Linked DNA regions of Homo sapiens: region 2 is linked to region 1. The links are chromatin loops, found by intact Hi-C in ENCODE. Cell type or tissue: PC-3. All regions are shown on one strand. Each heading gives the region's core, and the rest is flanking DNA. Links, peaks and the distances in the headings are about the cores only. Region 1 has its middle 220 kb from the start of CTSO. Region 2 has its middle 30 kb from the start of GLRB.

Region 1 (16,236 bases), core at 4,129-12,128:
TATTGTATATATAGTATATATATGTATTGTATACATTATATTGTATTACATATATAATGTATACAATACATATATTGTATATGTATATGTATATGTATACAATATATGTATTGTATACATGTATATATGTAATACAATATAATGTATATACATATGTATATACATTATATGTGTGTGTACATATATGTGTATATATACATATATACAATATATATAGTATATACATATATATATACAGATATACGCACACACATATATATATAAAGATAATATGCCATAATCAAGTGGGCCTTATTCAGAAAGTCAAAGTTGGTTTAATCTTAGAATATCAATTGATGTAATTCTTTGCATTTTAAGACAGAGAAAGTGAAATCATATCATCATCTCAATAGAAGCAGGAACAAAAATTGATAAAACCCAACTCTCATGCCTGATAGACTTCTCCATAATTTAGTCCTGAAAGGGAACCTCCTCGACTTGATAAAGGGCATCTCTAACAGAGCGAAGGATTATAGTTTTTGGAAGAGAATAAGTTTTCAATAAAAATCTTTCTCTAGAAATATCTATACTCTGTTTGGTAGTTTAAACTAAAACTATCTGCACCCACCAACTATTATAGTCGTCTTTTGATATGTGTAGTGGATTGATTCCAGAAAACCTGCTCCCCATACCAAAATTCTATACATAAGCAAGTCCCACAGTTAGCCCTGGGGAACTTGAATATATGTAAAGTAGGCCCTGTGTATAGGTGGGTTTTGCATCTTGTGAATACTGTATTTTTTATCTGCATTTGGTTGAAAAAATCCACTTTTAAGTGTATTGGACCCATGCAGCTCAAACTTATGTTGTTGAGGAATAAACTTATAATGAAGACATACATAGAGACAAGCACATACAGAAATTTTCCTTTCACATTTGACTACAGTATAACAAGTGTCGGTATAGATATAGTTTAGTTACGAGAAGATAAATTGCCTGCTGATAACCAGTACAGCCTCCTTCCATGATGAAGTTGAATGTAAGGGGAAAAAAATGAAATAGCAAAGAACGTAGTTGAAAAGTCATACTATGTCCTTTCTTTTCTAGGATCACATTCTCTTCATTGTTTTCTTCATTGCAAACCCTCATTTTTAAAGAGTTACTCAAAAGGAGCTTGGCAAATTACTACCTAAATGTTTTTTTAAAGTGCTACCCAATTTGAATAGCACTATGACCTATTCAACTAAATATGAATTTAGTTACCTATGGGTAACTAAACTCTGGGTTACCTGTGACCCAGATCAATGAAATATAACTCTTTAGAGGCCTATTCTCCATCCAGGAAATTATGTAAGAATATTGCTTTGGTTTTGGTTTTGTTCTTGTTTGTTTTTAAATATTGCTTTACTTTGTTAACTAGCTAGGAATATTTATTACTTTGATAATTTTCCTGTTCTGGCTTGACTTGTGATATTATGTACTATCATGTTATTGGTTTTATTGGAGCTGGTTTTGAACAATCCTGTAAAGATGATTGAAATGTTTTAGAAAGGTAGTAGTACAGTGTAATGGGTTGGGAGCTTGCATTCTGTAGACACATACTGTGGGTTTGAATTTCTGCTTTGTAACTTACTAACTTTAATCTTCAGTAAGTTTCTTATCCTTTATGTAACTCATTTCTCTTACCTCAAAATGAGAATAATAATGGTACCTACCTTATAAGGCTTGTAGGTGCATTAAATGATTTGATATATACAAAGTGCCTAGAAAAGTTCCTGGCACACAGTGAGTGCAAAGTTATAGCAGCATTATATTAAACCTTATGTTCTTCATTTGGGTGGGGTAGACATTTAACAAAATTCTAACTGACACTGTTTCAGATTAATTTCTAGAGTACTGTGTTTTTAAGTATGGAATTTCCATAAAAATTCTGATACAAAAAAATGAAGTTTTTAAACTTTTAATCATTTCAAGTACTAAACAAGTAACATAGTCAAAACAAATCAGTGTTTCTGGCCTTTTGGAAATATCAAAAAGCAGAATTTGACTCAAGGAAAAGGAGAAAATATCATTGCTTAGGATTTTTGCTTTGAAGCCTCTTGGAAATTAAGATGATAACTCACATGAGTTATCACAAAAAGAAATAAGGAACTCTAGCCGCACAACATTTTGAAACATTGCTAAACTCATTCAATTGTTTGTCTGTTGAACTAAGCATATTTAAAATATGATTACAGCATTTTCCACATATAAACAAATTCCTTTCACTCCACACCAGATGAATGTGTGCAAGGCTCTGTGTTATATTTCATACTAATTAACGACAAATTAAACTTGGAGCCTAATTCGTATTTATTCACATACCAAACACATTTGAATGTTTTAGATATCCCAGGTGGCATATAAGGTATAGGAGATACAAAGTTGAAGGAAATAGATATGGTTCTTGCCCGGATGGATCTTCCAATTTAGAGAGAGACAGGATATATATGTATATAAATCAACAGAATACTTAACGGTGGATATCATGTACTATAAAGGAGCTAAACAATAAAACAATAGGGAAAAGAGAACAATCACTCAGTGAGTAAGCCACTGCCTTTGAGGGCATGGTCAGAAAGCCTCTCTGAGTGCACCAAATTTAAGGTAAGACTTAAAAGCTTAAGAAGGAATCAGCCTAGTGAAAATATGAAGATCATGGGTTGGCCATTCTAAATACAAGGATCAGTAGATATTTATATAAAGGGTCTGATATGGAAGAATGCATGGTGTCTTTCAGTTTCTTTCAGAATTAGGAAGATCAGAATTAGGGAGGGTAGAGTAGCATAAGAGAATGTGTTTGTGGTGGTAAGATCAACTCAAGATGTAAGCCATGGCTAATAATATAGATTTTATAGTATAAAAGCAGTAAGAAGCCATTTTAAACAGGATAGTAATGTGATTTGTTTTATATTTCAAAAAGATTACTCTGCTTCCTGTGTAGACGGTGGAGTGGTGGGAGACAAAGATGGAAAGGAGGGAGTCTAAATAGATAAGTAGGTTTTCAGCGTTCTGAGGAAGAGACAATGATGACATTGACTATGATTATGATCCTGAGTTTGAGAGAAGCAGACAGATTCAAAAATACTTTGTAGGTAGAACAATTAGGATATATCGATATATTAGATGTGGGTTTTTTTTTTTAAAAAAGGAGAAATCAAAAGGTAATACATAAGTGTTCGTTTTTGTCTTTCTTGATTTGAGCAATTGGGTGAATACTGGTACAGTTTAGAGTAAAATAGAAGACTGGACCAGGCTTAAGAGATATAAAGGAATGAAATATTTAGTTTTGGTTATGTTTATTTAAAGATGTCCTTTAGAAAATAGGCAGTTGGGTTTAAGAGTCTGAAGCTTAGAACAGGAAACACATTCTGATAATGACCACATTTATATTTGTAGAGGCTGGGAGAGACAAGGAAAATTTATATTCCTCAAAAGCAGCGGTCTATCAGTCTCAGCTTTTGTGATTTTAAATGTCTGGTATTTTTTCCACAAAGGAAGATGCTTGTTTCTCAACAAGTTTTATCTCAGGTCTGATACCACTGCTTCATACCATCCGACTTAATTAATGACTCCGTAGATGAAAATCATAGGGGACATATAACATTTTTTCATCAAATGCTGTTTTGTGTTTACCTCATACCTCAGGATTTCTATGCAACTTGGAAAATTAGTGTCTTTGTTAATATGACAAATGAATATTAACCTACACAATACTTCCAGACATGTTCTTATGACTGAGAAGTAAATCTTTAATTCCATATAATCAGTTCTCCTTTATCATATCAGAAAACTCGTCTTCATTCTGGAAATTATATTATTTTTCAGGTTTTTATTCTGAATATCTTATATAAAATAAAACAACAAAGTTTAGTAAAATTCTGTCTTAAAATGTAAGTGGATTCTATTCATAGAAAATGTGGGATGTATTGTTACTAGAGTAATTAAAAAAAATAGTATTTTCAGTCAGCTTTCTACCAGTTATTGTAAAAAAAAAAAGGTGGGGGGGAGAGTGATATTTTCTTAATAGGTGGGGAGTTGACTGATTCCATACAACGTGAACAATTGTCATGGGCTGAGAAAGTTCCAAATAATCACCAGGACTCTCATTTTCAACTCTCCCACCCTCGCATAGAAGAATAAACAAACAAACAAACAATAACAAATTTTAGACTGCCGTCATTGGAGAATGAGTCTGGCTAAAACACAGGAGCCAATCACCAATTATCATGAATATTGGGTTTTACTTTGATATTGCATTTTCATATGTGGCTTATAGAACCTTTTCATTACTTTGTATCAATGATCAACAGATGTCTTCTACAAAGAGCCAGATAGCAAATGTTTGAGGCTTTTCTGGCCATATGATCTCTCACCACTATGCAACTCTACCACTGTGGTTTTGAGCCAGTGAATTTAGGTGGCGAAGTGTGGCTTAAGATGCTCCATTTTCTTGAGATTTTTCTAGAGAAATAGGTAAGTTTTACATTGAGTCCTACTAAGAAATTATGATGCAGAGTCACCTTTTAGCTATCACTGCAGAGAAAAGTTATCATGATTCACCTTGTCTTGAGAAATTATCAGGTATGGGAAGTACTGAGACTGAATATTATTAGTACACAAGGTGGATTTGCAAAATTTCCACCATTGGAACTAGAAAATAGAGGATAAATACTACACTCCTATTTTATCTGAACTGATATGCATGAGTCAGTCAAAAATTAAATTCATTTCTAGAAAATGTTTTAGAATGTCTCATCATACAACAGCCACAAGATTCTCTTTAAATGTTGGCTTCAAAATGCAGATGAGAGATAATCATTTCAAACATACCTCTAGATCACTTGGTGATTTTCCATTTTCTTGTTCTACTTCTTCTCTAAGATGCCTGAAAAAGTTTGATTTTGGCTAGTTGTCTGTTTTCTCCATTTGTCCTACTGTTTGTCCTTCAGTATTTATTCTGCCTCTTAAGACTCTTGGTTTCCTGATTTCTGGTAGTGACCTGATCTTGTGTATATTTCAAACTTACAAGCACACATTCACAGGAGTTAGGACTCTGCGATCAATTGATATAATATTAATAGGATGCTTTTTACTGAGCCCCATGATTCTCTGTATCTATTACATTTTTCCAATAGATTTCGGAACCAGAAATAGCTTACAAGTTAACGAGAAGTCTTATAAACAAATCAATAATCACAATACATTCTAATAAATGTATGATACATGTTTGATCTAAGATTTTCATTTTGTATAGGTCGATTAAAAGTGACTGTTATAATATTTTGTGCATACTTATAAATGGGACTCTACATATATCTAAGCCTGTGCATCTCCTAAGGACCAAAGTATCATATGGAATTTCTTCCCAGATATCAGTAACAGAATATTAGGGGCAAAAGAAACTCAGTATTTGGATGGCTTCTTGAAACTACTCTCTCTGGTATTGTAATTGGTAGGGGTCAGATTTACTGAAAGTCAGAGAGTATCGATTGATAAGAGTACAAAAGAGTAACTAACTATGGGCATATTCATTAGTTAGAGCTTGGGAGTGGCTTTGCTGGGTTGTTCTGGTTCCAAATTTCTCGTGAGCTTGCAGATAAGATGGTGGCCCGCACTTCAATCATTTTGTGATTTAATTGAGAAACGATGGTCCACTTCTCAGATGGATAATTCACATAGCTGTTGGCAGGAGCCTCCATTTATGTTGGCTATTGGCAGGAGGCTTTAATTCCTCATTGTCTGTTGACAGGAGATCTTAATTCTTTGCTTCATGGGTTTCCCCATAGGGTTTCTTGAGTGTTCTCATAATATGGCAACTGGCTTCCTTCTGAGATAATGATCTGAGAGAAGGAGAACGAATAAAGGATGATGCCACAGAACACAGTCATTTTCACAATCTGCAATTATTTACACAACTTAGTCTGATTCAACCGCACAAGAACATGGAGTAGGGAAACTTTGAAGGCTATCTTGGAGGCTGGCCTACCTTAGTGGGGTTAGAATAATGGCAGGGTAGAAGAGGTATATGAGTGCAATATGCAAAAAGATAGGGATTTACATGAATAGATTTTTATGGTAGTAAAGAAAAACTGGAAAAAATACATAGAATTCAGATTGGAGGCTTGCCAGAAGAAAACTATAAAAGGGAAGCTTAACAAGTTAAGAGGTTACTGGAAATAATTGTCGTTGCTATTGGGAAAAACACCCAAATCTTTAATATTGTTTTCAAATCGTCACATGGTCCAAATATTAGCTTGCTGTTAAAGCCCCATCTCCTAGGATGCTTCGGTATTGCTGTCTCTCTATGCCAGACACATTGATTGGCCTCCTTGAAGATCATTAAATAAGTATGTTCCTGCCTTTAAACATGTGCCCTACATTTGGAATGCCCTTTCCCACCCCTTTACCTAATTATCCTCTATTCAGCCATCATACTAAGCTCAAGCACCAGCTCCTTCAGGCATAACCTTTGGTCTCAGGTTGTCTAGCTATTTTCTCGTGTATGACTATATCTATTACTGTCATCATCATCATCATCATCATCATCATCATCATCATCATTTCAGGGACATTTTTAATGTTTTTAATTATACAACTGTCAGTGTCCTTAATCTCTAAACTAAAGTTTAAGCTATATAAGAAAAAAGAATCACATCTGACTATTCCATGTGCCAAGCACAGTGTCTGGTAAATTAGAAGGACTTAGTCATTTTTCATTTAAAGAGGCAGTTAGTCATTTCTCACTTCAAGAATAAATACACTATTCCCTGAGATAGATGATAAGGATACGAATTAGCATGATGGTAAGAAGGTAGAAAGTAGATGGCACATTCAAAAAAGATGTTAAATCAAGGCCAAGGCATGAAGGAAACTGAGTCATCAAGAATAATGATAAATATCTGATATTTTAAAACTGAACAACAGCAAAAGATTATAGGACAAAATAACAATATAAAATGAAGGCGTTAACTTTGAGAATTTTATTAATCAGACCCCAACCAGGAACACAGAAAATACACTGTGTTAATTTCTATGTATTGCCCTTACCTCCAAATTGACCCCTCAGTGCCTGCTCTGAAGTAATGGACTGATTGCTTTAAACATTTCTCTTTAAGCACAGCACCATGTTAAGCTTTGTCAATAGAGGGCACTGGAGTCACATTACAGAAGGAAGGGGCTTCTCTTTCCAGTTTTGGCTGTTTTGCTTTGGATTTTCAGCCCTCTCTGGCTCCTGCTGCAGTCCTGCTGTGTGGGTGTGTAAGAACATTCAGTGATGCCTTGTCCAGCCACACACCCAGAAGGCAAAATCCGTCAGTGACCTCATAGGCCCTGCCTAAGCCCTATGACTACCTTCCCAAGGCTTCTTATCTCCACCCGAACATACTGACACTGCATGCTCCAAGCCCATAACACCCACAGAGTGTCCAGATTTCCTCTGTGTACTTGCCGACCAACCTGGCTTGCCAGCACCCTGGAGGTTTATCTCTTTCTTGTGTGATGAATGCAGACCAGCTTTGTCCCAGCCAACCTAACAAACTTCTCTGCTATTCCATGAGCTGCAAACATGCTTTCTCCAAGATGAGAACTCAGCCCTGAAGAGGGTCCCACCTTCTAAGTTTGTCCTTCCTTTGAAAGTCAGCTTCAGCATAGGGTTCCCTTTAGAATTGCTTCTGTATCTTTATAGTTGCTTTCCTATCATAGTTTAATAATTATTTCATATTAAATTCCTGTTAAATTTACGGCGTGGTTTATCTTTCCTAGCAAAATTAAAGAATATTACCAACTTACTATGAAAATAAAGAACATTTTATGCAGGGAACTGGTCATGCAACTCTGAAGAGCTGAGAAGCCAAATGTAGGCCTCGGAGGCAACTCATAAATTAGCATCTACAAGAAGTTGCTACCTTTTGAAGTCTGCAGGGACAAGAGAAGAGGCAGTGTTACAAGGGCCAAGATGACACATTGGAAGAAAACTATGTCCAACTCTCTGGCAAAATCTAGAGCTACAGAGGAGAAGCCATTGCTATCAGAGTCCCTGTCTGGCTTTTCCTTTTCTTCATCTGACAATTTCCTGTAGGTGGCTCCCATTGTTTGAAACCAGCTGGCAACCAGCTTACAAGGGAACCCAAGAATGCATCTCGGAGACGGCCATCTGCAGAACACTGCAGATTAGGAGGAAGCTGAAGAATGGATCCCAGAGCAAAAAGACCAAAGACTGGCAGAGATTTACTCAGGTTTATGCATTAACAACCAGCTTCCCAGGAGAGCAATGCCCTTTGTTGTAATGTTTTTCTGCATTTCTGATGTAACTATTCTTACTATGGGTGGTTTCAAGAAGCAAACATGAACATCACTGGACCCTAAGTCTGGAAGGAATGCACCTCAGCACACCATGTATAGTAGTTCCACTATATTCAATGAATTTTTTTAAGTATAGATATTGGCATCTTGAAGAAACTGCTTGTAATGATCAGCAATACCATTCATTTAATAACAAAATTTCTTTAAAACTTCAGAAGCTGATATCTAGATATTATAATGAAAGCTAAACAATTCAAAAGCAACAAGTTAATCCACAATTTTAAAGTATGCGTGGTTACAGAGGACATGCTCCTAGACACTGATAGTAACCAAAGAGAGGAGGGTAAAGGGGAACCTGCTTGTGGTTGTTTATAGTTTACCTGCTTCTTCTGAAATATTATTCTCAGCCCTCCATGCAGACATAATCTGGGCAAGAGATGAAAAACAAATATGGCAGGGGCTGCTAATTTCACTTTTGATTGATATAATCAGGAGGGGAAAGCTAGGCCGTTTATTTTTCTACCTTCTAACTGTTACTTTATTCCCTTACTCTGGAGATGGAGGCAAAGAGAACATCTTCTACTCCTAAGTGGCAGAAAATCTCTCAGAAGGTTATTTTGCATATGTATCAGAGTCACCATCAGAGCCCTTTCTAAAGGTGAACACCACAGGGTATGGTGGCTCAATCCTGTAATTCCAGCACTTTGGGAGGCCAAGGCAGGCGGATCATGAGGTCAGGAGATCGAGACCATCCTGGCTAAAATGGTGAAACCCCGTCTCTACTAAAAATACAAAAATTAGCCGGCCATGGTGGTGGGCGCCTGTAGTTCCAGCTACTCGGGAGGCTGAGGCAGAAGAATTGCTTGAACCCAGGAGGTGGAGGTTGCAGTGAGCCGGACATCAAGCCACTGCACTCCAGCCTGGGCGACAGAGCGAGACTCCATCTCCAAAAAAAAAATGGTGAACACTCATGAGGGAATGCAGTCAGACTTTGAAGGTTACCACATGCCACTTGCCATACAATTAACAAAGGGCTCTACATTGTTTTTGGCTTTATAATGTAAACATATTTTTATTAATAAGTTATATGATTCCTGCATTATTTCATAATTTGAGCTCATCAAGAAACTGTCTAACATTCTATTAAAATACATTATTAACTCCCCGCCCCCACCATTTGGCAAAGTTTTCTTTTTCTTACAAAGAAATAAAGGAAATAAGGTAGAAAAACCCGACAATTTAAGAATGATTAAGCATGTTAAACTTTATTCTGAACTTTTATCAGGAAAAAGTTCAAAGAGCCTGACTCTCAGTGTTGACCATGTGAATTTAGAAGTCGTCAGTCCAAAATGTGCCTTCATGCAAACCTTTAATTAAATATGGAGAATTTAATTTACTTTGATAACTTTAGGGTTTTCAAATATGTCCAGAGAAAGGAAATTAAACAATCAAATTATCCAAACAAAGGCCATTTTTGCCAACATTCCCTGGACAATAAGAATAGATTTTTTTCCCCTAAATTTTCTACAACGAACATGTATTACAATAAGAAAAAAAAAATGCTTACTTTTCCTAAACATTCAATGTTTCACTAGTTTTTAATTGTATTTACTTAGTATTTTTGAGTCACTGTCTCGCTCTTTCACTGAGGCTGGAATGCAGTGGTGCAATCACAGTTCACTGCAGCCTCAAACTCCTGGGCTCAAGTGATCCTCCCACTTCAGCCTCCCAAGTAGCTGGGACTACAGACGCATGCCATCACCCCTGGCTAATTTTTTAATTTTTTTGTATAGAGAGGGGTCTTGCTATGTTGCCCAGGCTGGTCTCAAACTCCTAGGTTCAAATGATCCTCTTATTTCATTCTCCCAAAATTCTATGATTACAGGCATAAGCCACCCCACGTGGCACACACTAGTTTTTAAATGACTGATTTGCTACATAAAGATATAAAAAAAGATGAGGCACATGTGCCACTTTTCTTAGAAAATATATTCTGTTGTAAGTTCTCTGAAAAAAAAAGTCATCTCTGTACTTGTCTTAGTCAATCTGGGGTGCTATAACAAAAATACCATAAGTTGGTGGCTTAAACAAAAATTAAATTCTCATGGTGCTTATTAGTCCAAGATTAAGAAACCAGCAGATTTGGTATCTGGTGAGGGCTGTCTTCCTGGTTCATAGCCAGCTGTCTTCTCATTGTGTCCTCACATGGCTGAAAAATTAAATGAACTCTCTGGGGTCTCTTTTATAAGGGTACAAATCTCATTCATGAGGCTCTGCCCTCATCACCTAATCACCTTCCAAAGGCCCCATCTCTTAATAAGATCACGTCAGAGGGTAAAGTTTCAACATATGAATTTTGAGGGAACACAAACATTTAGATATTGACATTTTGCTCCTGATCTCCAAAGTTTATATTCTTCTCACGTGCAAAATACATTTATTCTATCCCAATAACCCCCGAAGTCTTAACCTATTCCAGCATCAACTCTAAAGTCTAAAATACAAAGCCTCATCTATTAATAGATATCATCTAAATTAGTAATGAATGAGACTATAATTCATCCTGAAGCAAAATTTCTCTCCAGCTGTGAACCTGTGAAACCAAACAAGTTATATGCATTCAGAAAATAGTGTGGGACAGGTATAGGATAGACACGTTTATTCCAAAAGGGATAAACAGGAAGGAAGGAAGGAAGGGGTACTGGGTTTCAAGAAAGTCCAAAACTTACTGGGGCAAACTTTATTACCTTTTGAGGCTCAAAAATAATCCTCTTTGGCACGCTACTCCGTCTTCCAGGCCTACTACAGTGGTAATGTCAGTCCTCTGGCTTGGTAGAGATGGTCCCACAGTGGCTCTCTGCCTTAGCCTTCTGCTGGGGTCCCACAGATCTGTTGGGCTGGGTCCAATGCCCTTGGCTCACCCAGGCTGAAATCATAGTCCCATGGCTCCAGGTGGTCCTGTGTTTTGAAACCTAGGTGGAGGCAGCTGGGCCCTGAAGGCTCATGCACTGTGGCCTGTGATGGGAGTTGGCAACCTGATCATCTCTGAATCACCTTCAGAGCTATTCTTCCCTTGTCTTGAGAATAACATCTGGCCTTTGTTGAGATGACTGATAAATACTAATCTCCTTATCAAATGGACAATTGGCGACATTCATAGTGTTCTCATTTTTTTGCAATATTGGTAGGCTAGGTTTTTTTTTCAAATCTTTAAGTTCTGCTTTCTTTTTACTGAAAAATTATGTCTTTTAGCCATTTCTCTCTTCTCACATTTCACTGTAATCATAATATAATACAGCAGCTAAGCTGCTTCCATATTGGCTTTCAGTTGAAGGCAAGCCATACTTTCACCACTTTGCTTAATAATAGCTTCAGCTAAATATCCAATTTCATCACTCACACTTTCCACCTTCTACAAAGCACTAGAGCATGAACACAACTCAGCCAACTTCCTTGTCACTGTGTAACAGGAATCACCTTTCCTCCATTTTCCAACAGCATGTTCATTTCTGTCTGAGGCTTCATCAGTATGGTCTTTACCATCCATATTTATACCAACATTCTATTCATGATTACCAAAGTATTCCTTAAGGAGATTGAGGCTTTCTCTATAGTTTTACTCTTTCCTGATTCCTTATGAGAATCACCTTTAAAGGTCCATTCATAGTATTGTAAATTTTTTTTAAGTTTGCACCTCAGAACTCTTCCAGCCTCTAGTCATTATCCAATTTCAAAAGCACTTCTACATTTTTAGGAATTTGTTATAACATCACTTCCATTTCTCAGTACCAATTTCTGTCTTAGTTTAGGTTGCTATGGCAGCATACTGTACACGTAATGCCTCAGAAGCAACAGAAAGTTATTTCTCAAGTGTTAAAACCCCAAGATTGAGGCAATGGCATATTCTAGTTCACAGATGGCCATCTTCTTGCTGTGGTCACATGGGGGGAAGGGGTGAGGGAGCTCTCTGGAGTCTCTCTTATAATGGCACTACTTCCACTGAAGAGGGCTCTGCCTTCATGAACTAATCACCTACCAAATGTTTTCCCTCTTCAAATACCATCACATTGGGAATTAGCATTCAGCATATAAATTATGGAGACATTAACATTCAGTGTGTAGGACTTCATCAGGATTAAAAGTGATTTACCCACTACTGTTAGATTAGTACAGTATTCTGTATTTTTTTATATATGTATCTTTACCAGTGAGCTACACACTTTTATGTTCCTCTGTAGCATCTTTCCATTTTATCTTGAGGAACTCCCTTTAGCATTTCTTTGTAAGGTTGGTCTAGTGGTAGTGAATTCCTTCAGCTTTTGTTTATCTGGGAAAATATTTATCTTTGTTTTTTTTTGAGGAACAGTTTTGCATTATATTATCCTTGGTCAGCTGTTTTTTTGTTGTTGTTAGTGGGTTTTTGTTGTTTTTGTTGTTGTTTCTTTGTTTGTTTGTTTTTTTCCAGCACTTTGGATGTATTATTCTATTCCTTTCTGGCCTGCAAGGTTTCTGATAAGAAATCACTTATTCTTATGAAGACTGCCTTCTATATGAAGAGACATTTTTTTTTCTTGCTGCTTTCAAAATCTCCATTTGTGTTGAACTTTTGACAATTATGCTGTTTCTAGGTGTGGACATCTTTGTGTTCATTCTCATTGTGTCATTTGGACTTCTTGTATCTTGATGATTATTTCCTTCCCTAGATTTGAGAAGTTTTCAGCCATTATTTATTTAAATAAGATTTGTATCCTTTATGCTCTATCTTCTTCTGGAACATCCATAATGCATATGTTGGTCCACTTGATGATGTCCTATAAGTCTCTTAGACTTTCTTCACTGTTTTTCATTCTTTTTTTTTTTCTCTTCGACTCAGTAACTTCAAATGACATGTCTTAAAGTTCACTGATTCTTCTCCTTGATCAAATCTGCTTCCTCTCATGAATTTTTCAGTTTGGTTATAGCATTGTTTAGCTCTGAATGTCCTGTTTTTTGTTTTATATATTTTCTTTCTCTGTTGAAGTTCTCCTTTTGTTCATTTGTCTGACCTCCTTCATATTTATTTTGAATTCTTTTTCTGATAATTCACATACCTTAATTTCTTTTGTAACAAATTCTGAAGCCTTATAATGATCCTTTCAGTTGAGCCATATCCCCTCTTTGTTCATGGGTCTTGTAACTTTGTTTTGGTATTCACACTTTTTAAAAAAACAGCCACATTTCCTAGTCTTTATGGGTAGGTTTTGTACAGGGAAAGACCTTCACTAATCAGCCCAGCTAGAGTTTCTGGAAGTCTTTTAATACTTTTCTGTTTCTGTGCACTTACTTGTTTAGATTCTTAATTAGGGGGATTTGGTATTTTTTTTTTTAGTGTATATTCTTTTGTTCTCTCTCTTGTCTATGCTATATCATGGATTCTGTGAAGTAGCAGCTCCTTTTTTATTGTCAGCAGAGCCCCAGGCATTTAATGTACGTTAGATCTCATCAGTTGGACTAGACTCCATTCATTCAGGTAGCCCCCTAAAAAGCCGGAACATTAGTCACTCTCTCCAGTCTTCTCTTTACTCACAGTAGGAGAGGCTGGCGAGCTGTATTGGCCTATACAGAGGATCCTCTGGAGTAACAGCAACCCACTCAGGTCTTTTTTATTTTTGTTTTTGTTTGTCCTTGTGGCTCCCAGGCATGTAGTGCTATGTTAGGTCCCATCAGCACACTGAGACAGGCTAAACAGAAGCCTATTTAGGCAGATGGCCTTAAATATCAGAACATTAAATGTATAGTCCAGTGTTCTCTTTACCTCCCTAGAAAGAAGCTGGGAGCTGGGACTTTCCTCTCAATCATGTGGTACTGTCCCAGGGGCAGATGCTGTGGCAAGAAGGTGCCACAAGTTTTCCTACAAGATTTGATCCAGCTAGTTTTGTGCTTTCTTCAGTTGTAACAGCCACTTAACTAGCTTCTGAATTTCTCAAAAAGATAATTTATCTGTATATTGGTGTTGAATTGGTGTCTGTCTCTGCATGAGGAAGAAGATCTAGAGCTTCCTATTCTGTTATGTTGCTGATGTTATTAAGGGCTCTTCATTTTATTGGTACATAATAAATACCAATTACTAGATTCCAAATCATCTATTGAAGGTATACAGTGAAGAAGTAATTTAGATATAGCAATGAAAATATGTTTCAGAGTTAGAAAAGTATATTAAAATATATAAAACTATATAGTCAATGTAAGTTTTGTAAACACATGTAATACTCAGACATGTATGTACATATACTCACATGCATATATTATTACATATGTAGAGAAGATCCCAGAAAAAAAATCATCAAAATGACAAGACAGAAATATTAGCTAATTTTAATTTCCGTTTTTATGATATTTCATTTTTAAAACATTCTATAGTCCACAAGAGCTAGTTTTTTCTTTCAAAAACTTAATAAATATGTGTTACTTGAAGGAAGAAAGGAGGAAGAAACTGGATTCAAAGAGGACATTTGAAAGGAAGAATTCTTTAATTACTTTATACCATTAATTCCTACTTTGTCAAGGTCATATTATGATGTGACATTTGTAACTTACTTATTCTGCATGCTGACTGAAACGTACTGCAGAACAGCTATAACATGGCTTTTAAAAAGGATTAGAGCTAAATTATTCATGCTACAAGCCATATTGAGAGTTGATGGCCCCCAAATTAGAATGCCAGTACATGAATTTTATGCACGTTTCCTTTCCCTCAGAGAAACAGCTTATACAATTTACTGAATATAGCCACAGGTAAGAAATGCTGATAACATTTCCTTCTTGAAATGCCAGGTCTTTATAGTGGAGATAAGGAGCAAGATGTTGACGCCTTGCAATTTTATGTGCTAACAAGATGCTTCAGCACAGTATCCAGAGTACTGCTTACTATTACCATAAGAAAGACAGGCATTTCTTGACGGATGAAAAGGTTTGATCTCACTGTTCACACAGAACATAATTAAAATACAGATACAAGTGCTAAATGGCACTGATTCCACATTATTTTTTTAAAAAATATTATTTATCACAGGGTGGGCCAGGGATTACTGAGATTTTGCATGATCTGTGGAGAGAATTGATCATTTTTTCTCTAAATTATAAAAGAAAAATATAAATACATGAATGTAGAACTCTTCTTTTGATTAATAATAAAATAGTAGTTTTGAGATTTTGCATATTAACTTGAATGCTTAATGAATGATCAGTTAACTACATGTGACAAGCTTAGGCCTCATTCGTCTCAGTTAAGTCAACTATCAGAAATGGCATGAGGCTGAAAATACATCTTATTAAGTAAGAAGTTTAGTCTTTAGCATCTAGTCAATGAAATGGCTTGCTCAGAGAATTACGCTGTAGTTCTACACAGCTATACGTGGCCAATAGTATTAGAGCTGACACAATACTTATATTACATTTCTTGTCTTCAGTGAAGTTAGACAGCCTGGGAATTTTCCAAGAAAATTACTAGAATGAGATAATGTACCAATTTTTTAATTAAGTGCAGTTCTAGAAACTGGAAACAAAATTGAGGAAAACTGCAATCATGCTTATCTGAAATTAGGAAATCTAGCTACAGTACTTTTACCAGATACAGAACTTAACACCAAACCTGGATCCGACAGCCTTTGAAATGGGTTTGAATTATATGCATTCAGTAAAAATGCACTGAAAGAGGAGCCTATCTTTATGGGATGAATTCTTATGCTTGTTGATTGCATCTTCTGTGAACTTCAACCTCGCACACCAATAAAGAATCATTTACATAATAATTTTGGTTTGTATTATATATGAGAAGATATTCAGGATATACTCAGTGTAGTCTCATTCCACAGACTGGGCAGGAATGCATGAGAAAGCGCAGCGAACTTTCAAACAGCCTCTGCATAATAAGTT
Region 2 (16,236 bases), core at 3,506-11,505, 880 kb after region 1:
TCTATCAAATATTCCATAGAACATGGGGACAGTCATCAGTGCAGACTAAATCACGCCTCCCCTGATACCAGAAATTGTTATTGCTTAAGCTCACAGTTAGGAAAATGTTATCATTTAATAGGCTAGCCAACAACATTGAGGAAATGGCAATTTCAAAATTCCTCTTCATGATCCTTGAGAGCTTTTGCTCCTTGCCACAGCACTGCAGTAACCTCAAATTCTGGTCCACAGATATTTCACATTTGGGTTTTTGGTGTATACAGATCTTATCATTGAGTGTTTTAGCTTGCACAGGCAGAATATGTGGACTTCCTAAACTAATTGCACAGTTCAAGTCTTAAGCAAGGAGGTGAGCATCTCAACAGTTTGGTAATGATCTTAATGTTTCTCAAGTTGATTTAACTGTCAAAAAATTACAACTGACTTTTAATTTTATCACGAATGTATCTTGTGACATTTTTCATAAGTCCACACTAATTGTATATCTTTCCTTTCCCCCTTAACTTTTTGTTTCTTCAAAGGAAAGTGAGAAATGCCTGGCAAGCTTTCTTAAAAAAAATCAAAGGACGGGCAGTGGCTCTTGCCTGTAATCCCAGCACTTTGGGAAGTAGAGGCAGGTGGATAATTTGAGCCCAGGAGTTCAAGATAAGCCCAGGCAACATGGCGAAACCCATCTCTACAAAGAATACAACAAATTAGCCAGGCGTGGTGGCATGCGCCTGTAGTCCCAGATACTAGAGAGGCTGAGGTAGGAGGACTGCCTTAGTCTCAGGAGATGGAAGCTGCAGTGAGCTGGGACTGTGCCACACTGCACTCCAGCCTGGGCAACAGAGAAAACCTGTCTCAAAAAATGAAAAAAAAAAAAATTCAAGTCCCACTTAGAGAAAGTCGTCCCCTAAAACTGTCCCATTTATGACACTTTCTGACAGTTAAAAAGTGAAATTATATTATTTTGCAAGCCATTTAGGGAGCTGTCAAATAAATGAACTGATTCAAATTCAGGTACACCTTATCATGATACTTACTTAGACCAGTGTTTATCAGTCGTTTTTTACATGATCAGCCCTCTAAAGAGAAAAAAATAAATGGAAAGTCTTTTTAATGAGATAAACTAAATACTAAGGAATAAGATTTTCCCAGGTAAGTTTGAGATTTGGAAGGGTACAAACCATTGTAACATCTAAATATTTTTGCCCCCTCAATAAGAACCAACTTTTATTTTGTTGGTGATACTATCCGCCTTTTGAGAATGCATGCCTTTCACTAGCAGTGCTATTTTGTGCTAAACATGTGTTTAATTCTTCAAATTTACCTCCAAACAACAACTATTTTCCCTAGTTTAGAAGATATGTCTCTTATTACAAAAAGCTGATTATTCAGAACATTATATTTATTTACTGAAGTAGCTTCCTTTAGTTCTTAGACTATAAGTTGGATATCTAAGGATACTGTATTAACTGTTAGGCAGTTTTCAGCAGCAGTCTCCAATAAGACAGTCACTAGATATACATGGCAATATATAGGCAAATTGATTCAACTGAAAGTAAAATTTCAGTCCCACTACCCACATGTCTAGTCTCAATAGCTATCTATGTCTGCCTATCATATTGGAAAGCACAGCTATTGAATAGTTTCATCATTGCAGAAAGTTCTATTGGTTAGTGCTATTCTAGTGCCTCAGTATTCAAAGCGTGTTCCACGGACGGGCAGTGTCAACATCATGTGGGAATTTCTTAGAGAAATAGACATGTAGACACCATCCCAAACTTACTGAATCATGATCTGCACTTTTTACACGATATCTAGGATTGCATATGTAGATACATCAGTGCTATAAAGAGGTCATTTTTGAGTTTTTTTATTATTTATTATTTTTAGTATTATTTGAATATTAACTTCGTTGAAGATGCATAATGTTAAAATGTGCCTAATTTTTGAGATGTATACCCCTAGAGATCAGGACTCTATTTCAGATTTTCTTTTTATTCAATGCTAGAACCACAATTAAGTCCTTATAAGTTTATTTTAATAGTTTAATAGCAATAATTATTCTACATTTACAATTTTCCCAGTTGTATAATTAAATAAGTTAACCATTTGCTATAATTGTTTGAACACAAGCTTCTTTTAAACTCTGAAACCATGCTTATCTTGTTGGGATTCTCAGAAAAAAAAAAAAAAAGAATGCAGCAAAAGAAAATCACAAGCAAAATCCTGCTCATCATGAGGGACCACATTTTGGAATAATAAAAATATTTTTCCCAACATGAAGGGGTCAACCCCTTGCAAAATTCTACTGAATGAGTAGAACTACATATCTACACTTGTAACAAACTTAATGGGGGTAATCTAATAAAGCAAAGATAATAAATAACATGTACCCGCATTGTGTATACCAACTTAAAGATATTTGATATATTATACAATCATTAAAACAATTCAGTTCCCCAAGTTGCAAAGCTGCTCACTGTAGATACTTTCGAAACTGAGAAAATCTTGTTTCACATATATTGTATGACATCTCATGAATTATTTCATTAATAGTAAATTGTGTTTGTGACAATGAAAAGTATTAACATGTCAAATATCATAATTAGTACTGTGAGTCTTGTTAGGTAGACTATTTGACTATAATTATGTTCTGCATACTTTTTCTTGAAGGTAACCATTTCTTTACAAAACTGCCAAGATTCTGGGATAAGCAGTTCTTGTAAAGATGTGTAGGGCTTAGTTCAGGCTCTGAAGATAATTAGAAAGTTTCACAAATGGGCTGGCCCTGAATTCCAACTCTTGAGATAAACCAGGGATCCAAATAAAATAAGATAATCTGGCTCAAGTTTTATAAAATCATGCCAAAATTCCATCTTTAAGTTTTTTGAAAAATATACTTTTTGGTGGCCAAACAGAAAATAATCACATTATTTTATGAGGAGGACTATCACCCATGTCTTTCTCTGAAGTGAGATTAATTTTCTTTTTCTTCTGGCTTGGCCTTTTCAGTTCAAGAATTACAGTTTACCAACCTAACAAGTGAAGAAGTTGTTTGCAATGAAGTAAAAATTTTCAAACTTCTAAGTTCATAGACCGTCATAAAGATCATTCCCCTTGCTCATCCTTATCAGAGACCTTTCCCCTCTTGCTATATTTGATATTACTTTTCAAAGCTGAAAGGCAGGATATTAAAAATATATATATATGTCATAGAAACTCAAACTCTTCAACTGGTTCCCAAGCGGTCTGCTGCACTAACATTTTACTACAAATGTATTACTTTATCTGAAATCATATCATCTCCAAATATTAATTTCTAAGTTGTGAAGTCTTGGAGTAATTTTTATAAACATGAAAATATATGAATCTTTTTATCAGATTATTTACCTCCAGCTGTGATGGGTTGCATGCATTTTGAGGAATGTCACTGGGAATAAAAAGGAAAGGATAATGCTGAAGCACTACCTATGGATGACAGGTTTAGTCAGGGCGCCAAGTAAACAATCTGAGCTTCCTGGAGCTCCAACATGTCCTAGGTGGAAAGCAAAGTAATAGAGAAAGAAGGTAAAAGAAGAGACTCAAATTTTATCTATGTGCTATTTTGCCCAGGACTATTATATTGGGAGACTATTAGTTGTAGAAGAGCTTTCTAACTCAGTCAAGAACCCTATATTTAAAGTCTGAAGCTTAGTGAATTTTAAAGACTAATACAAAAGTCATACCAAGCAAAGTACACAAAGCAACACAGACTTTCCATATATGAATAAAGATGATTTAAATAATCACGCCATTTTTTCTATATTTTTAATATTTATGAGGAAGTAATTTTTGGTCTGAATTATCCTTTAATTTTTTTCTTTTTAAAAACTTTTTCCCTTGTCACAGGTGTTGAAAATAATTTTTTCAATATCCACTTTACTATCACACAGTTTATGGTGAGGGTAATAGCTGGATTATAATTTACATATTTTTAATTTTGTTAGTTATCTTGTATAATTAAGTAAATCATTTGCCATAGTTGTTTATACTGCTGGTTCAGGAAAACAGTTTTTCTAAAATCATAGAATAAATGCATAGAGAATAACATAGTTGAATAAACATATGAAAAGCCAAAATGATAGTGATGTAAATTCTGAGTGAAAATAAAATTGTCCATAAAACAAATTATTAATAACATAGCATTTGCAGGAATCACAAGAATTTATCTAGATAAAAATTAACTACAAAAAAGATTAACTTAAGACTATATAGAAAAATTCCTGTAAAACCTTGCATTTAAAAAAACGAAGTCTTTTTCTGTATCTTTATGATATGTTGCATCTATATGATGAAAACTATCTTTTGTAAAAGTTAATAGCAACAGTTTTTAAAAACAAGAGTATTTTTACAAGTATTTCCAGAGTAATATCATATCCATTTGAAAATTAATAGACAATTATAAACATTTATTTTATGTTCAAATTCACTCTAGTTATTAAATCCTCCTAGGAATCCTTATAAAATAGATGTGTAGAAGTACATTAAATCATTTCTAATTAACACGGTACTTATATGCTTATATCACCATTTTTTAAAGGTCTTATATTTCTAGACAACTAAAACTTGGCTAGCTAACATTATGTTTCTTGGATTCCAAAACTATATCCTAGGGAACAAATAACATTTTAATTTCTACATTTTCTCACAACTCTACAAATACCTGACTTAGTTGCATAATTCAGTGATCCAGTAGATTGTATAAATCCACTTCTAAATTTGAACTGTAAGATTTTGACAAATGTTCAAAAACTGAGAATTTAAATAGAATTATTTAAATTATATTTTGCATAGGTACTAGTAAAATACAATGTTCATTTTATGCATATTTTAGTCAAATATTTTAAACGTAGTATTTTACTCAAAACTACATGTACTGTATTAATGAACTGTTAAGGGATTTTCAAGGATAATTTCACTGGACCCTATTTTGGTTTTGCACGTGACTTTAGAATCTACTTTTGGTGGAAGATATGTTATTTCACATGACTGATTATCTGTAGAGGACTTTATTCCAGAGAAGGTAGATACTTAGAAATTAAGTCTATCAATTTTTTCTCCCCTTCTCTCAAATAGTAGAGAATTCTGAATTTAATAGTACAACATTCTGATTAATAAAGAGAAACAAAATGTCAAGGCTTCCTCTTGATTTGGGTACTCTGTTGGAGATCAAAAGTTTTTAAATATGGAGAGATTTAATATAGGAAATTTGTTAACCAGTTGTTGGAGGGTTTGGGAGCAAAGGGAAGCACTGAAGCAAACCACATGAAGTAAGAGCAGGAAGTAGCTCTCACCCCCAGGACTGGGAAAGAAAGGGAAGATAATAGAGTAACCAGAACCCAGTAGCAGACCTCTGAGTAGTGGGCACTGCCTGGCTGCAGCTGATACCTCTGAGCAGGAAAAGTGAAGCGGAAAAGGCTGAATGCTGAAATCAACTGTCACTGCTGGGGTGCTGCTGACAGGCACTACAAGCAAACAGGAGTAAAAAAGTCCCTTCCCCTCTCCTCCTATCTCCTAATCGCCCTCTAGTTCCTCCTATTGGTGGAACTTAAAGTGATGCCACTGGTAAAGAAGTCCTTGAAGTGTAATTTGCAGAGTTGTGGTTCCAGCTTTACAGAGCACACTATATAAAAGGATAGATTGGGAACTGAATGACAAAGTTGAAAAAACAGCACAATTACAAAGCAGTCATTGACAATGCTTGTTTATTACATTATTTGATTATGCATATCAAAATTCATTTGGGTCTCATTACAAATAGTATTTACAACAAACTATTCAATACTAATAAAACATATTTCTGCTATAAAGCTACATCTCATTGGTGCTTAAGTTCATAGATTTAAAACTTCTATATATTTTCATATTTAACTCTACATTTTATTAAAAGTTTTTGAAATGGAAAATTCTGGAGATGATGTTGTGTAGAAGAAATAACTTAAGATTTTGCATCTGAATAACTAGTTTTCAATCCACTTTTTGATTACTAACTAATTGATTTTGGGCGAATCTCTTAAAAACTGCCTGAACCTCATATTTCTCATTGTGGGGTCTTATTTGATTATTTCTAAAGTCATTTCAAGATCTAGGGATTAGAAGGTATTTCATTCAATGAATTATAGAACAATCCAATACATTTTGCTATTAATATTTTCTGAATGGGGTGATATGGTGTGGAATTTACATCCATGACCTTAACATAAAATAATGATGCTATAAAGAACATGCAGAAATGATTTGATTAACCTATTTCTTCCAAGCACATAGCTGTCTTGGTACATAAAACTAAAAGAGGCCAGGTGCAGTGGCTCAGTCCTGTAATCCCAGCACTTTAGGAGGCTGAGACAGAAAGATCGCTTGAGAACAAGAGTTCGAGACCAGCCTGGGCAACACAGCGGGACTCCATCTGTACAAAAATAAATACATTATTTAAATTAAATTACAAGAAAAAATTCTCTGTAGTGATAGCACTTTGTTGAAAAAAGTGCTCAATTGTAACAGAACTGGGTCTTTGTTTTGTACGACATTGCTGCATTATTGCTAAAGTAGGAGTAAATGCAATTTAATTTGCCCCAAATCAGAAGGCAATTGTGAATTATTGTCTTAATCGTGCTTTTCTTTGTAAATGTTATAATTTGGAAGGGAAAATACAAAGTACTATAATATTTTAAAACTCAATAATTTGAAACTACTGAATAATCAATCTAGCATATATAGACTTTGAGATGCGGAAGAATGTAATATTTAGAAATCTTTCCATTATTCTGACATACGAAAATTAGAATGAAGGTGACATTAGCAAAAATACTGGTTTTTAAAACAGGATTAAAATTTACTAAAGGAATAAATAAATGGAAAGGACTGACTAGGCAAACACGGAAAAGAAAATCCTTGGGTGTTGATGCTGACCCCAAGCAACTAGGATTCTGGAATTTATTAAAAGGAATAATTCATGAAGCATTTGGAAGTAATCTCTCTGCCATATTATGCATTCATGAGCTATTTGTTAGGATATTGTGGCTACTTTTGGTCACTGTGCTTTTTAAAAGATGTGGACAAACCAGAAAAAATCAGGGAAGAATGAGAAAAATGAATAATGTTTAGAAAATAGTGACCTTAGGAAAGGTTTAAAGAACCTTGTTGTTTATAGCAGAGAAGAAAAGCCCACGGAGCGGTCTGATGGTTTTTGTTAAATAACTGAAGTATTTTCATAAGATTATAAATAATCAGTATATTTTCTCCACACTACTGTTACCTAGAACAAAAGGAAGTTTAATTAAACAACGTGTGTGTGTGTGTGTGTGTATATATAACACGCATACCATATATTAAACTTGTTTTTGTTTTTTCCTTTCTTTGACCTAATGATGGAAGTGCTAGAACCTTATTTCAGTAATTCTTAGGAGGATAAATCTCCCTTGAGATCTGAAAATAGGTCCCTCTCTTTTTCTGAACATAATAGCGTCCTTGGTGTAGGAAAGGAGCTATACAAGCATCTTCGAGGTTTTAGATGGTATAGGCTCAGGACATTTAGTCAAACAATCTTTAGGAGGGTAGGAGGGTGAATTTGACAGGAGGGGTATATAGGGCTTTTTGAGTTTTTAGAGTTATAAAGTGAAGTTATACCTCTAGGCATCCAGGTACCACTCCAGAGCTACAAAGACAATTGCTGTGAAAATTTTGAAACAGTACTCTCAGAGACTGAGAGATGGCTGAATATAGCTGAGAGAGATGAGCACAGGTAGCTGGATTATGTGAATCCCAGAAGTTGAGATCCTTGTTTCATTTTAATTCTGAGACTAGAATGCTTTGGAGATTCATGGAGTCAATCACCTAGCTGACTGTGGAGGACCAGTTGTCAACAGGGACACCATGTGGTAGGGAGAAGCAATGGCAGTAGAGAATAGTGAGAAATCAAGCTGTCCCATTTGAGTAGGGAGAGGTGAAAGCGCAGAAAGAATCCAGCTTTCCTCCTAATATGGACATTTGAGACTCTAATAGAGGCGTGATTGAATGTACAACCCAAGTTAGAAGAGTAGCTTTTCAGAAGAACAGCTATATTAAGAAAATATTCTTTTACAATGAAAGAAATAACAAAAATGTGTTAAGTAAAGATAAGGGGGAACATTTAATTATTTACAAATGTCATTTGCTCCTGGAAGTTGTTCCTGATATGTCTAAATGAGATAAAATCATTCAATTTTTAACTTTCATGACACCATGAACTTTTGCTTGGAATTCACCAAAATTGAAATTTTGTATTTATTACTGTTTTGTTGACAAGTCTGCCCTCCTCTCCCCAGAATATACATTTCACAAGTGCAGGTACGTGCTTACCTCTCACCTCTGTATCTTCAACATAGGATCACCATGTATCATTGGTATAGTTTGGCTGTGTCCCCACCCAAATCTCATCAACAATTGTAATCCAAATTGTAATCCCCATGTGTTGAGGGAGGAAACTGGTGGGAGGTGATTGGATCATGGGGATGGTTTCCCCTGTGCTCTTCTCTCTTTCCTGCTGCCATGTTAAGATGTGCCTTGCTTCTCCATTCACCTTAAACAATGATTGTAAGTTTTCTGTGGCCTCTCCAGCCATAAAGAACTGTGAGTCAATTAAACTTTTGTGTATAATCACCCAGTCTCAGGTATTCTTCATAGCAGTGTGAGAACGGACTAATACCCTCATCGACCTCTATCACAATGATACATAACATTCATTCAATACAACACTTGGTAAAAAGCACACACTCAAATATTTAGGGATTAAATGTCATTCTTTAATAGTCTAACAATTGAACACATTATTTAAAAACCTTCTCACAATTATGAAAATCCTAGACTCAGATAGAATCATTGATGCATCTTTGCAAACATAAAAAGAATAAATGCAAATAAGAAATAACATAAATCAGACATCAATTCTTTCAGGAAGTTGAAAACAGTGAATAGTCTCTAGTTCTTTTTATGAGATTAGCACCCAAATCTTAACTCCAAAACCTAAAAAAGAAATTACAAGAAAGGTAAATTACTGACCAATCATGAGCATAGACGCAAATATCTTTAATAAAATCCTTAATAAAATATGAGCATTTAAAGTTTAGCGTTTGTCTACATATATAAAATATCAGATGGGATTTTTCCCGTATTCAAATTTAGTTTAGCATTGAAAAATCAATCAGTAAAATTGATCATACCAAAGAAAAAAGAAGAAAGGGGAGAAAAGTGCATGATTATTTTGATGTATTTAGAAAAATCATTTGACAAAATTCAACATTTATCTATGATAAAACTCCAAAAATACTAGGAATAGGGGAAACATATTAACCTACACATAATCTATAAGAATATCTATAAAAAACCTAGTGCAGAAATCTTATACAATGGGGAAATATTGAAAAATGATCTCTTGAAATTAGGAATTAGAAAAAGATGTTCACTATTAATATTGCATTCAATATTGTATTGCAAATCTAGCCAGTAAAATAAGGCAAGAAAAAAGACATAATTAGAAAAAAAGAAATAAAACCATCATTATTCACAGGCCTAATGATCATGTGCCTAGAAAATGTAAACAACTTGCAAATAATCAGAATTAATAAGTAAATTTAGCAAAGTTATTGGGTATATGTTCAATTCACAAACATTTCATTCCAGTAACAAAACAACAAAAAAGTGAAATGAAAAATTGATATCATTACATTAACATCAACAAACATCAAATATCAAGGAAAAAATATATCAAAATATGTTCAAAATCTTTATACTAGGAGTTAAAATTCTCATTAAGTTTAAAGAAGACTAAATAAATGCAGAGATGATTCATGATTATTGGAAGGTATGATATTGGGAGGCATAATATAAAGATGTCAATTTTCTCCAGACAATGTGTAGATTCAATGCAATCATAACCAAAATCCCAGCAGATTTTTTTAAAAATCAAAATTGATAAACTTATTAGAGAAGACCAATATTGGCAATACAATATTAAGGGAGGAAAACAATCCTAGACCCTATCAAATATCAAGACCAATTCTAAGGCTATAGTAATTAAAACAATTTGATATTTGTGCAAGAATAGACAAGTTGAACAATGGAACAACATAAAAAGGCCAGAACTGTCCCCCACATACAGTCATCTGATAGTGGTGGGTGCTTTGAGCTATGAGAAGCCCGTATCTCCCTTAATACATGAAGGACTTATTGTCTCAGATGCTGGAAATGCTACTGGAAGATGATTCTCAACTGTCAGCCCTCTATGGGAACTGTCTCAGCTGAAGAAAATTGGCTCACTCAAGATTACACTTACTTCCAGGGTTAGCCTGCATCCAACATAGGGATGTAAAGACCAAGTCCCTTCTCCTCAACTCAGGACGACTTCAGAAGGTCATCCCAGCTCCATATCTCTCCATGGAATCCACAGAAGCTTTTATTGGGACAGCATTTTCCTTCTCTGAAATTCTGTTTCTTTTATAACTCTTCTACAGTTGTGAAATCCTAAGAGCAATTCTTAACAAACGTCTGGCAATCTAATCTTCTTCTCAGAGGCTGATTCACATGGAAGCCAGATTGCAGCAGTTAGTGCCAAGGAGTGTTCAAACAAGCAGACGCTAAAATGTGATTTCAGAGCTGGATCATGTGCTGCCTGGCTGGAGGATGACAGTGGACTACTACAAAGCCAACCAAGTAGTAGTCCCAGTTGCAGCTGCTAGGCCAGATGTGCTTATTGGTGCTAAAGTAGCATAGCAGGTGTATGGTATATGGCCATTGAGTTGATGAATATGTTCTCCTCTGTTCTTTTATTTATTTGTTTATGTTTTTGAGACGGATTCTCGCTCTGTTGCCCAGGCTGGAGTGCAGTGGCGCGATCTCGGCTCACTGCAAGCTCCGCCTTCCGGGTTCACGCCATTCTCCTGCCTTAGCCTCCCGAGTAGCTGGGACTACAGGCACCCGCTAACACGCCCGGCTAATTTTTTGTATTTTTGGTAGAGATGGGATTTCACCGTGTTAGCTAGGATGGTCTCCATCTCCTGACCTCGTGATCTGCCCATCTCAGCCTCCCAAAGAGCTGGGATTACAGGCTCTATTCTTATCAGAAAAGAGGATCATAAACACTTTGCATTTATTTGGAATAGACAGGTATAGTTTTGTCCCAAGACTATGATAACTGTTTTGCACTGTTACAGTATAAAGTGATCTAGATCCTCTGGATATTCCACACATCATACAGACCCACTATATTGATGCCATTATCTTGATTGGACTGGATGAGCAAGAAGTGCCTAGGTGATTAGAGGCCTTGGTAAGATCCATGTGTTACAAATAGTGGTAAACTCACAGTGATTCAGGGATCCATCACATCAGTAAAACATTTAGGGGTCGAGCGATCCTTTACTCTCCACATTAAAAGATAAATTATTGCATTCTGTATTTCCTATTACAAAGAAGGAAGGACAATACTAGGTAGGCCCGTTTGTGCTAAGAAAGCACCATGTGCCACATCTAGGAATACTGCTCTGACTTTTATACCAGGTAACACAAGAGTCTTCCACCTTTGAATAGGACCCAAGCAGAAAAGGGCTCTGTAGCAACCCTATAGTCTCTAAAAATCTCTGTAATGATGTTTAATGTACCAGTAGTGAAATACGCTATGATGAGTTTATGGAAAATCCCAATGAGAAAAATTGTAACATAGACCCTTAGGGCTCTGTAGCAAGGCCATGTCACCTTCGGTAAATAAGTACATGCCTTTTCAAAAGTAGCCTTTGGTGTATTACTGTGGTCTCGTAAAAATCGAGTGACCACGGGGCCAGAACTGCCCTTCATAAGCTGAGTTCTATCAGTTCTGCCATGTAAGGATGTCAAATGACCTTAGAAACAATCCACTGTGAGATGGGAGTGGTGCATCTGGGGAGTAAGCATGAGCAGGAATGAAAGGCACAAGCTAGTTGCCCAACGATGCAGCTCAGATCCCCATGCCATCTACCACTGCTGCACAGTGTGTCTCTCTCAGCTCATACTTATGGCCAAATGGGAGGAGAAAAAGGCAAGCTTGATTCCAGTGTGGGACAGCCTGGTATGTGGGAAAATTTTTCAGTGGAAAGAGTTTTTGGCAAGTACCTGGTAATTAACTTTGTGTAAAAAGATAAATGGCTCTAAATTAGAAATATATGGATTCATGGTCAGTGGCAAATGGCTTGTCTCCCTGCTGGGAGCTGGGAGTGGTAAGATTGAAAGATTTGAGATACGGAATTCTTGAGCAGGAGCATTTGGATGGACATGTGAGAGTGGTTACAACATGTGAAAATCTCTGTATTACATGTTAATGATCACCAAAGAACATCTAGAAAGAAAGAGTCACTTATCAAGCTAGACAAAGTCACTCAGCCAGTTGATGTCGGCCAGCTGCTGTACCCACCAATCCAATGCTGACATATGGATATATGATGGAATAGTCATGGTACAAGAGATAGGGAAAATGCATGAGCCCCAGAGCATGGGCTGCCACTTACCAAGGCCAAACCATCTACTCTTACTACCAAATTTTTAGTCTGCCAGAGCAGAAACCAGCTGTATTAGTTCCTTCTCACACTGCTCTGAAGAAATACCTGAGACTGGGTAATTTATAGAGAAAAGAGGTTTAATTGGCTCATAATTCCACAGGCTGTGCAGGATGCATGGCAGCATTTCCTTTGGGGAGGCCTCAGGGAGCTTTTACTCATGGCAGAAGGCAAAGCAGGAGCAGGCATCTTACATGGCAGGAGCAGGACTAAGAGATAGAGCGGGGAGGTGCCACACAATTTCCAAGCAACAGGAGTCTCATGATAACTCACTCACTCACTGTCACAAGAACAGTACCGAGGGGATAGTGCTAAACCATTCATGAAAACCTGCCCCCATGATCTAATTACCTCCCACCAGGCATCACCTCCAAAGCTGGGGATTACAATTCAATATGAGATTTGGGCGGGACACACATTCAACCATATCACTAACACTCATCCCCCTATGTTATCTTTCACTGAAGACATCTACAAGTCACTGGGTGGAAAGTTAACTACACAGGGCCCATTTCACACTACACAGGTTAGTGATTAATCTCGACAAAAAAAGACACATTTCCCAGATGGGAGCGGTGGCTCATGCCTGTAATCCTGGCACTTTGGGAGACCGAAGCGGGCGGATCATGAGGTCAGGAAATCGAGACCATCCTGGCTAACACGGTGAAACCCAGTCTCTACTAAAAATACAAAAAATTAGCCGGGCATTGTGGCACGGGCCTGTAGTCCCAGCTACTCAGGAGGCTGAAGCAGGAGAATCGCTTGAACCTGGGAGGCAGAGGTTGCAGTAAGCCAAGATCGCACCATTGCACTCCAGCCTGGGAGACAGAGTGAGACTCCATCTCAAAAAAAAAAAAAAAAAAAAAAAAAAAAGAAAAAGACACGTTTCTCTTAGCCCCTAAGTTGACACATAAAATTAACAATCATATCCCTCAATTTCCAAGTTTACTTAAGATGTCACTTTATATACTCTTAGCCTCTGATTTTTATCTGTAACACATATTAATGTATTAATGTAATGTAATACATAGGTGTTATATAAATGTGTATGTATGTATTTGTACATATACATAAATAAAATATTCATTATATATATTATGAATAGTCTAAAACTATAAATCCTTAGGGTTCTGGTTGCCAGTGTTATTATCACTCATAACAAATCTTAATTTAGCATTTTTGGTATATAACCTGGGCACAGTAGTAAACTTCCTTGGGCCTCATTATGCCTACCTGTAAAATGGGAATGAAAATATCTAATAGTCCATTGGAAATTTATGTGCCAAGAATTATAGTTTTCTAGCATAAGATATTTTTTGGAATATTGGCTAGTTTTTTGAAAATATTACATTGGGCTAGGTACTTATTTTCTCTGTGCCTCAGTTTTTTCATCTATAAAAATAAAATAACAATGGCACACCTGTAAGGGTTTAGTGAGGATTGAATGTGTTCTTGTATAGAAAATGCCTATACAATGGCTGCAATATCCCTTCAATAAACTTTTGGTATTATTATTCTGTAGATACTCTAGTCAAGTAACCAGTGTGCAGCAGCTATTTCATATACCTCCTCTATTCTGAAAAGCCCCACTTTCCTTCTCCCGGCCTCCTACCTTACCAGATAATCATGCCTCCTATCTAAAGGATAAGGTAGCATTTTCATCTCTCCATTCAACCTGCCATTTATAGCCATGCTGTCCTCCTTTTTGTTACACCGTGTTCTTTGACAAAAGCTTCTCCCTCCCTATGTGCTCTGGTGGGTGTGTTTCTGGAATCTGACAGTCTGCCCTCTGGTCACCAAAGATGCCCTTACTCTTCTCATCCACAGAACATACTAATCTTCTGTATTGGAGTTTAATCAGAGGAGCAGAGCCACAGGGAACATTTTAAACCATAGGATTTATTATAGGCAATTCGCTTTCTATATTAAGCAGCTGCTAGACAGCGATTACTTCAGCACCTGAGGCTGGGCCTAAGGTCAGCCAAACAAATACTAGAGGAAGACAGAAGAAAACGAAATGGGAATGAACAACACCAAACTGGACCCGCCAAGGACAAGATGAACCCTGCATTGTTTTCTCAACGCCTTGAAGACGCCAGCTATGACACTGAGTGTGACCTCTGGCAGAAGCTGGAGTCCTTTGTCATGGAGCCACACACACACCTGCCCCAGAACCAGAGAAGCTGAAGGAGGAGATCTGTCGGGAACGGAAGAAGCTGCTGGCTGGCTGCCGCCTCAAACCAAGGAGGGGAGCTGGCAGATCGCTGCATTGTGAGCTGCAGCAGTGCTGGACCTCTAGAGTGGACCCGAGCATGCAAAGAATCGGGCTGCTGCTTCCTGTTCCCTTCGGAATCTCATACAAAATGCTTCTTGTGGCACAAGCTAACCTGAAACTTTGCAGGGAAGGGAATTCTCAGAATTTTGTGGTTTGCTAGACTGGCACGGTACAAGTTTACCACATCTCCTCCCCAAGGGAGACAAGAAAATTTCATCAAGTTCAAAGTGCAGGGATGTCTAGGTCATGTGCTGTTTCTCCATGAAGTCCAGATGTGGCTCCTTGTGATCTAGTTATCCATGAACTTAAAAAACAAGTTATCTGCTCTTCCCTATCCCCCCCCCACCTCACACAAAAACCTACAATATATTGGAGTAGAATACCATAATAAACACTCCCATTTGGAAAAAGAAAAATTAGAAAACACATGACAGGCCCCAGTGTGTGGTGTTCCCCTTCCTGTGTCCAAGTGTTCTCATTGTTCAGTTCCCACCTATGAGTGAGAACATGCGGTGTTTAGTTAGAACTTAAAGTATAATTTAAAAAAAAAAAACTAAAAAAAAAAACAAAATAAAAAACTAAAAAAAAAAAGAGAGAGAGAAAAAAAGAAAAATTAGAAAACACATAGTAAATGCCAGTTTTCAGCAATGCTGAAATTCTAGCGGGCTGCATTTCCAGATCTTTCTTTCCAGAACTTTCTTGATGAGTCGCTGATTCTGCTTGCTGGGACATACTTTCTTGTCCAAGTACTTTGTGGTTCCTGGCTGGGCTTTTTTGAAAGTTATTCCTTGTCCGTTCCTCTCCACGGCTGCTTCTAAATTGAGAATTGAGGAGTGCGCTCTCCCTGGTGGTGGAATCACCTTCACAACACACTTTACTTTTTCTGCCTCTGCAAATTCGCGGGCCCAAGGGTTGTTCGTTGTAGTTGTTGTTTAACAGTTAGATTCTAATCCACATGGATTTTATTTTGGTGCTGGTGCGAAAAATGATTTAACACTTTTTTTTTCCAAATGTAGAGTTGATTATTTCAAGCTTATTTATTGATGAGTTCATCTTTTCCATGCTAATTTGAAATGCCACCTTTATCATAAATTAAATTCCCATACATACATGAAATCATTTCCGGACCCTTCTCCTGTTTCATTGATCTTTTGTATCTATACTGCAGTGGCTTCAGCTAGGGGAATAGAGTATTCGCTGCCCCAGGAGAATTCGCAATGTCTGGATCCATTTTTGGTTGTTAAAACTGAGGCATGGGATCTCACTGTCATTCAGTTGGTGGAGGTAGGGAATATTGCTAACATCCAAAATACACAGGACAGCCTTCCACAACAAGGAATTAGTAACTTGCCCCAAATTTCCACTGTGCTGAGG

The links. Peaks named below come from ENCODE experiments on the same cell type or tissue, not always from the same donor. Only the 100,000 strongest peaks of a DNase experiment are listed, where the experiment ranks them.
Region 2: a loop joins it to region 1, with 13 times the contacts of the local background. A loop is called at or near these places in 10 of 110 quality-filtered maps.

Annotation. Positions count from the first base shown.
Region 1 is chr4:156,161,935-156,178,170 of GRCh38, forward strand. No RefSeq gene overlaps it. Among named protein-coding and RNA genes, the nearest start is that of CTSO, 220 kb to the left of the region's middle. In PC-3, for the core only: a CTCF peak has its summit at 7,168 (motif pointing right); a DNase peak (open chromatin) is centred at 7,267; H3K27ac peaks cover 579 bases.
Region 2 is chr4:157,037,823-157,054,058 of GRCh38, forward strand. No RefSeq gene overlaps it. Among named protein-coding and RNA genes, the nearest start is that of GLRB, 30 kb to the right of the region's middle. In PC-3, for the core only: CTCF peaks have their summits at 5,574 and 7,890; a DNase peak (open chromatin) is centred at 7,889.